3 separate regions of the Homo sapiens genome follow, and regions 1 and 2 are each linked to region 3. A link is an interaction called in ENCODE POLR2A ChIA-PET data of the cell type or tissue named here. Cell type or tissue: Panc1. All regions are shown on one strand.

Region 1 (2,500 bases), 190 kb after region 3:
TGCATTTGGGAAATACTAAAATAATCTGATATTTCTTTAAGGAAAAAAATTGCTTCTTTATTCCTTAAATTAATTTTTTAGTCACTTGGCTTAGAGATGTTTTCTTGATGGGTCTCTTATTTGCATACATTACTATTTTACTTTGCTTTGACAAAAATCTAAGAGGTAAAAGAAATGAGGAGTCTAAAATAACACACAAATTTCCATAAGAGAAACTTACTACAGGAACCTAACACTTTGGAAAAATATTTGATTAAGTACCTGGAAGAATTTTGCTAGACTTAGGTGGAAGTATGCTTGCAGAATTTTGTAAAATACTTTTCTGATTTCCTTGTCTTTTTTTTCCAGACAGATCTTGCTGTGTTGCTCAGCTGAAGTATGGTGTTGTGATCAAAACTCACTGCAGCCTGGAACTCCTGGGCTCAAGACATCCTCCTGCCTTGGCTCCCGAGTAGCTGGGACCACAGGTGCAAGCCTCTGCACTGGTGAATTTTTAAACTTTTTATATAGACGAAGTCTCATTATGTTGCCTAGGCTAGTCTCAAACTCCTGGCCTCAAGTGAACCTCCTGCCTCAGCCTCCCAAAGTGCTGGGACCGCAGGTGCGTGCCACTGTGCCTGGCCACTAAAATACTTTTGTAAGTGAAGTATTTGTCTCAATTCTAAGTTTTAATTCAGCTGTATTTCCTGGAAGCAGTTCTCTACAATTCTGTAAAATGAAACTCTAATCACTAGTGCTTGGGGATTACGTCCTTTTTTTTTCATTAGTTGTCATTAATTCCTGTTGGGAGTATTGAAAAATTAGTAATATGGGAAACATACAAACAGATCAAAAAAGCACTCATCTGAAGGTACCAGTGTAAGTTCACAAACTTGGCTGTACATTATAATTATTTGGGACTCTTTAAAACAAATTGATGGCTGGGTCCCAACCTCCACAAGTACTTTTTTTTTTTTTTTTTTTTTTTTTTTAATACAGAGTCTGGCTCTGTTGCTCAGGCTAGAGTGCAGTGGCACAATCTTGCAGTCGCGGCTCACTGCAACCTCTGCCTCCTGGGTTTAAGTGAGTTTCATGCCTCAGCCTCCTGAGTAGCTGGGATTACAGATGCCCACCACCACACCGGGTAATTTTTGTATTTTTGGTGGAGATGGGGTTTCATATTGGCCAGGCTGGTCTCATGCTCCTGATCTCAAGTGATCCGCCCACTTCAGCCTCCCAAAGTGTTGGGATTACAGGCGTGAGCCATCATGCCCGGCCAAAAGTCTTGATTTAATTATTCTAGAGTGTGGCCTGGCATTAGAATTTTCTCACCCCCTCCAGGTGATCCTGATGTGAGCCAAGTTTGAGAACCCCTGCACTAAAGAAACGTCCTCGGGTCTCCTTCTGTTCCCCACCTTTTGCTGCCAGAATTCGAGTCCTTACTCCTTGCTAGACTTTATGACCTCTTCCCTCCACATACTGTTGCTACATTCCTTTAATAATGAATTTTTATGTTTAGTTCCCGATTTACACATCATCAGCAGGGTAGGTGTGTAAAAATAATAGTGAAGACATGAGTCTATAAAGGTGTGCATTTGATTGGATTAACAGTATTAGATGGATCTATCTATCCACTCCACCATTTTATGACACTGTGGGCAAATATGTTAACATAAATCCTAAATTCCAAAGTGATACATTATACTTCTCCGGATTAGCCATCGGTTTGTTTAGTTGGATTTTGGGTTATAGAATGATAATTGCTATTTATTCAAAGTGTTTCTGGAATGAAAACAATAGAACTTATTGCCACCTCCTTTATGTGGGTTGGGTGTATGTTGGTCAAATTCAAATACAAACAAAATCTTCTTTGGTTGGTAATTCACCTGAATGCATAGGCATTAATTGGTTTGTAATGGGCATTTTGAAACATTTTTACGCTGATTTAAGTGTGGGGGAAGATTATTCTGTGTTACCTAGAGCCCAAAATCATGCAATTGTCTCTTTATTCAGGCAAATGGTTTCATTTCTCTCTTCTTTCCTCTCCTTAGTGAAACAGAGGCAATTTATTGATAGGGTGATCAGCCACCCCAGTTTGCCTGGGACTAATGAGTTTCTGGGCACACTGGGATGAATTGGTCACCTTAATTGATACAGCGAAAATTAATAAGACTTTAAAGATATTTTAGGTCCTTGCATGAAAAATTATTCATATGTTATGATTTACATTACCAAATCATATATAAACTATGATTGTAAATGGAAGGTTTGTGATTGTTTTCTGGATTTGGTATTACAACTTTCTTTTCAGCTTGTCATATTATTTTTAGATATTCCTCAAAATATTTTTCTAGCAGTATTAAAAAATTCACCTTGAGAAAAATAGCATATTTTATGCACATTTTCTAGATTTCAGGAAACAGATAATGTCCAAAACAGCAGAATTAGTTGGTGCTAAAATAGAGAAAAAAAATCATTTTTAGATCTGCTTGGAGACTATAATAACTAGTAACATAAAGAA
Region 2 (2,500 bases), 64 kb after region 3:
TACAAGTTAAATGTTCTTTTGCTTGGATTTCAAACTGGCATGGCACAATATAAAAACTCATAGTAACATGTATGCCAATAATTTAGAACTTTAATTTTTCATTATGATATGGTTTGGCTCTGTACCTCCACCCAAATCTCACCTTGAATTGTAATCCCCATGTGTTGAGACAGGGAAGTGATTGGATTATGGGGGTGGTTTCCCCCTGGTGTTCTCTGAGATAGTGTGAATTCTCACGAGATCTGATGGTTTTATAAATGGTAGTTTTTTCTGTGCCCTCACACACTCTCCCTTTCCCGCCACTATGTGAAGAAGGTCTTTGCTTCCCTTCACCTTCTGCCATGACTACAAGTTTACTGAGGCCTCCCCAGCCATATGGAACTATGAGTCAATTAAACCTCTTCTTTATAAATTACCCAGTCTCAGGTAGTTTCTTTATAGCAGTGTGAGAATGGACTAATACACTTTACTTAGAACAAAACTAAATAGCAAAAAAAAAAAAAAAAAAAAAGAAAAGAAAAAAAAAGAAAGGAAACAAAACAGCAACAACAACAACAACAACAGAAAACCCCAAATCAAAACAACAAAATCCAGGACAAATTGAAAACATAAATGCAGATGCAAGGAAACAGCTTGATATTTTAGTGCCTTTGGGTGATACATTTTTCCTGATTGTTGAACAAGGAATCCTATGTTTTCATTTGGCGCTAGGTCCTGAAAATTATGTAGCTGGCCCTGAATATTGTACATTTGGAAATCATTTCTCTGTGGATTTCTAGTATTTGCTTCATTTGATGGCTTTTGGCTGAAGATTTTGTAAATATCTCATTCTTTGCCACTTCTCTGAATCCCATGTGACTGGAGGATTGTGAGACAGAATTCCTTCTCTTGCTGGAGATTTTCACTGGAATCAGGCCATATACCAGAGAAATAAAGGAGCTGCTTTCCTTTTAGGCAATTTAATATTTGTTGGGAATTCCTACCATACATTTTGATCCAGAAAGGTATAAATAGTCATAATCACAAGAATCATGATGTTCATCAGCCTCATGGGGCTTCACATTCGAGAACAGGTGTTGGTGGGTTAAATTTGGCCTGCTATGTGTTTTTGTACAGACTGTGAGCTAGGAATGGTTTTACATTTTTAAATGGTCAAAAAAAGTTAAAAGAAGAAGAATATTCCACGACAGGTAAAAATATTTACAATTCAAATTTCAGCATTAATAAATTAAGTTTTATTGGAACACAGTCATGTTCATTCATTCATCTATTGTCTACGGCTGAGGTTTGTAGTTGAAATAGAGACTTTACGGCCTGCCATGCCTAAAATATTTACTATCTGGGTCTTCACAAAAAAAGCTTCTGACCCCTGTTCTAGGAAAAGTGTCACTAACACAAGCCATATTGCTGTGGATTTTTCCGGAGATTATCCTGTTTAGACGAGGAATGGTATCCTGGGTATTGTGGAAAGAAGAGTTTGAGAGAGGCTCTTGGTAAAATACCAGGAATGCGTCATCTAGTGGTGAGACTTTTCAGTCACAGGAGAATTTCTGAAGTTTTTGATTATTTGCCCACATAGACACGATGTGATTTAAAGATTATGCATAGTGAATGTTTCATATTCAAATGCCATGTGGCGGTATTGACTATTATTTAAAACAACAGTGAAAGGCAATTAAAATATATTCCACAAGTGTTTCTCTATGAATGAGACATAGAAAAAAATCACAAATAGTTATTTATTAGTCATCAGTGAATGGAAATGAATGCACATCAACTTTTTTATTTATTGGAAACAAACACTCAATATCCTGTAAAACTAAGAAAACAGGTATTTTTGCTAAGTAATGTATCTTTAAAAGTAAAAAGTGTGTATATTCTCTCTGATATTTAGAATAATGCAATTGTACAGGATCCTTTCCCAAATTATTCTTTTCTCTAAAATGACAGCTAGAAAGGAACCCTTTGTTCTGTCTTGCCGTTGGTCATTTTAGATGTCTTTTCTTCAATGGAGTGAATCCTTGATGAAAGAACTTTACCACGTTGATCTAGCTCTTCAACCACTGTCTTTACCAGTGTGGTTTTGGATAAATCTAGAAATAAAACATAGGCATACATATATTCAACCAAAAAGATTACATGACAATTCCACTGCTAGTTCAATATAATATATTATGCATATTTTTGATTGAGGGAGTAAGTATATATTTATAATAATAGCTTGGGATAGTTTTAGCCACTTGATACTTCCTATTCAGAACAGTTTAGCTAAAACTACTTAAATATTGACTACGGTTGTAGTGTATGACTGCCATTAATGTAAAAGTATTGCTGTGATAGAAATAGAACTAGAGGGCTCATGCTTGTGATCCTAGCACTTTGGGAGGCCGAGGTGGGCAGATCACCTGAGGTCAGGAGTTTGAGACCAGCCTGGCCAACATGGTGAAACTCCGTCTCTATTAAAAATATAAAAACTAGCTGGGCATGGTGGTGGGTGCCT
Region 3 (2,500 bases):
ATTAACATTTTAAATAAATTAGTTTTGTGCTATCTTTTATATCTTCTGTATATTATTTGTAAAAGTCACTTGAAATTATAAAAAAATAAAATGGGCCTATCTGATGCAGTTGATAAATGGTGATGACTTATTTTTGGGGCATGCTAGGGGCCAATGGGCAATCTTTGTTCCAGAACTCTCACGGGGCTGACAGAGACTTTGGTCTGCATCAGTCTGCTAACTATCCTGCAAAAGACTAAAACCCTCCCTGGTCTTGCTTTCTCCCTTTTCCTTTCATAAGTATTACTCCTTAGGATAACTTTTGATCCTCAAACTCAGTCTCAGCATCTACTCACTGAGAGTCAACCTGCAACAAAACTTAAAGAAATGAAGTGACTTTCCCAGGGCCAGATATCTGGGAAGTGTTGGAACTGAGATTCCAACTCAGGTCTATGCACTCATATTATTTGCAGAAGTCTGCCTGGATTTAGGGTCAGAACTAGTAGAGTCCTCTAGTGGTAGAACTCTACTAGTTACCAAGAAGCCTTAACTTCATCTAGAAACTTCGATTTCTTGAGCCATAGTTTTTTCACCTGTAAAATTAAGGATAATAGTTCCTGCCCTACACATGGCATAGGATTATCACATCAAATGGAGAGCGCAGAGCACTCTGTAAATTGTAATTCCATATTCAAGCATAAGGTTTGATCATTTTTATTGCTGTTTTCTTGCATTTGTACTGTATTAGTTATTCCATAAGACCATATGTTTCTAAACCGGGAGGTCAGCCTAACTTCATCTATTGAAAGGTCCGTCATAGTCCTCACCATTTTTCTATGTACATTTGGTGTTCCATTTGATGTCTTTTCTAAGGGGCTTATCTTTGAAATTTTTATATATAATTATTTACAAAAAAAGATGTAGACCCTATCTATGGATTCTTTCTGATTTAAGTTTGAGGTTGTATTCAGCTGCTCTCACATACCTTAGCTATTAGGGATTGTAGCTCAGTGTCATGGGTGTGAAGAATACGTTTTTCAGTTTCATGATCTCATATCTTGCTGCTTCAGTGGAGAACTGAGCTGGCCATGACTTACTCTGAGCTATAACATCTTGGCAAAACAGAGCTCTGAAATATACCCCTATTTTATTTATACTTATATATTTGACTAGCTACTCTATTAATTGAATTGTTCTTTAGCTTCTTAATAGTTTTGCTTGACAAAAATGTTGCGTTACGTTTATCAACATTCAAATATTAAGACCGGTCGGCAGCTGGGGCAGCATTCCTTACAGTAATTATATGACTACTAGACTATTCCGCAATCTCATTGCCTAATCAAAAGGAACAGAAAAGATTACATTAAAACAGGAAAAATCTATACTTCTATTTTCTCTGATTTTTTTTTTTTCCTAAAACAAACCCTGAAGAAAATGATTGTTTTGGAGGAGAGGTGGAAAAGCATTGAGGCGTGATTCCCTTCTGTGGTGAGTCACTTTCTTCAGTTTGGTTTCATATTCATTTCCAGGCCAGCAGTTGTGAAAGTTTTCAGGGCATTGCCTGTGTCGTTGACCTCCATTTTGCACTCTACATAAACCCAGTTTTGATGCTGGTGTTTTGGAAAAGTGGTTAAAATTGTTTCAAATAAAAATATTTTCCCAAATGTTTTCTATTAAATTACGTGTATTTTTTTTCCCCCTGATATCAAGTCCAGTAACTTCAGGCAAATTTAGTGAAATTCTCTACCATCTAGAAAGGGATGAAGAACTTAAAGGAAGGCAGATGAATTCCTTCCTTTTTTTTTTTTTTTTTTTTTTTTTGAGACGGAGTCTCTCTCTGTCGCCCAGGCTGGAGTGCAGTGGCGCGATCTCGGCTCACTGCAAGGTCCGTCTCCCAGGTTCACGCCATTCTCCTGCCTCAGCCTCCCGAGTAGCTGGGACTACAGGCGCCCGCCACCACGCCTGGCTAATTTTTTGTATTTTGTTTAGTAGAGACGGGGTTTCACCGTGTTAACCAGGATGGTCTCGATCTCCTGACCTCGTGATCCACCCGCCTCGACCTCCTAAAGTGCTGGGATTACAGGCATGAGCCACCGTGCCCGGCCTCCTTCCTTTTAAAATTCAAAAATCTTAATTTTAAAAAGTCTTAACTCAGAGTAGTGGTTTCTTTAAGATCTCGAATGAGTTAGTGATAGTGCTTGAACAAAGATCCAAGACACCTGCACTTTTATTTGTTTACTGACAAGATGAAGATTATTCTTCCTTACATGGCTTTGTAGATTTTGGTGTTGTATCCAAAGAGGAAATTGTATTAAAATATCTGAAAAAACTGGAACCACATCTTCCTGCTATAAGATACAGATTTTAAAGATTAAAGATGGAAATGTTGATAGCTTCAGAATAATTTATTTTGGACAAGGATACATGTAATGCCCATGTTGCTCATATTGTATATTGTATAACAAGGTAATATGAATATTTCAAACTCACTGTGCTGTTTATGATGAACATAGCAGTTAAA

Evidence for each region. Peaks named below come from ENCODE experiments on the same cell type or tissue, not always from the same donor. Only the 100,000 strongest peaks of a DNase experiment are listed, where the experiment ranks them.
Region 1: POLR2A ChIA-PET joins it to region 3 with 5 read pairs; 2 of 35 experiments call an interaction of 5 or more read pairs at or near these places.
Region 2: POLR2A ChIA-PET joins it to region 3 with 8 read pairs; 2 of 35 experiments call an interaction of 5 or more read pairs at or near these places.

The regions. Positions count from the first base shown.
Region 1 is chr17:40,917,881-40,920,380 of GRCh38, forward strand. It overlaps LOC105371777 (a long non-coding RNA gene), which reads left to right. Exons shown (of 3, transcript XR_934754.3): 2 at 349-485. Among named protein-coding and RNA genes, the nearest start is that of KRT23, 19 kb to the right of the region's middle. In Panc1, no CTCF peak of the experiment used is centred here; no DNase peak of the experiment used is centred here.
Region 2 is chr17:40,790,477-40,792,976 of GRCh38, forward strand. KRT28 (keratin 28) reads right to left here. Exons shown (of 8, transcript NM_181535.3): 8 at 1,720-2,093. The coding sequence ends at 1,951. Among named protein-coding and RNA genes, the nearest start is that of KRT28, 8.2 kb to the right of the region's middle. In Panc1, CTCF peaks have their summits at 1,532 and 1,732; a DNase peak (open chromatin) is centred at 1,535; H3K27me3 peaks cover 663 bases.
Region 3 is chr17:40,726,625-40,729,124 of GRCh38, forward strand. No RefSeq gene overlaps it. Among named protein-coding and RNA genes, the nearest start is that of KRT24, 24 kb to the left of the region's middle. In Panc1, CTCF peaks have their summits at 506 (motif pointing left) and 710; a DNase peak (open chromatin) is centred at 1,539.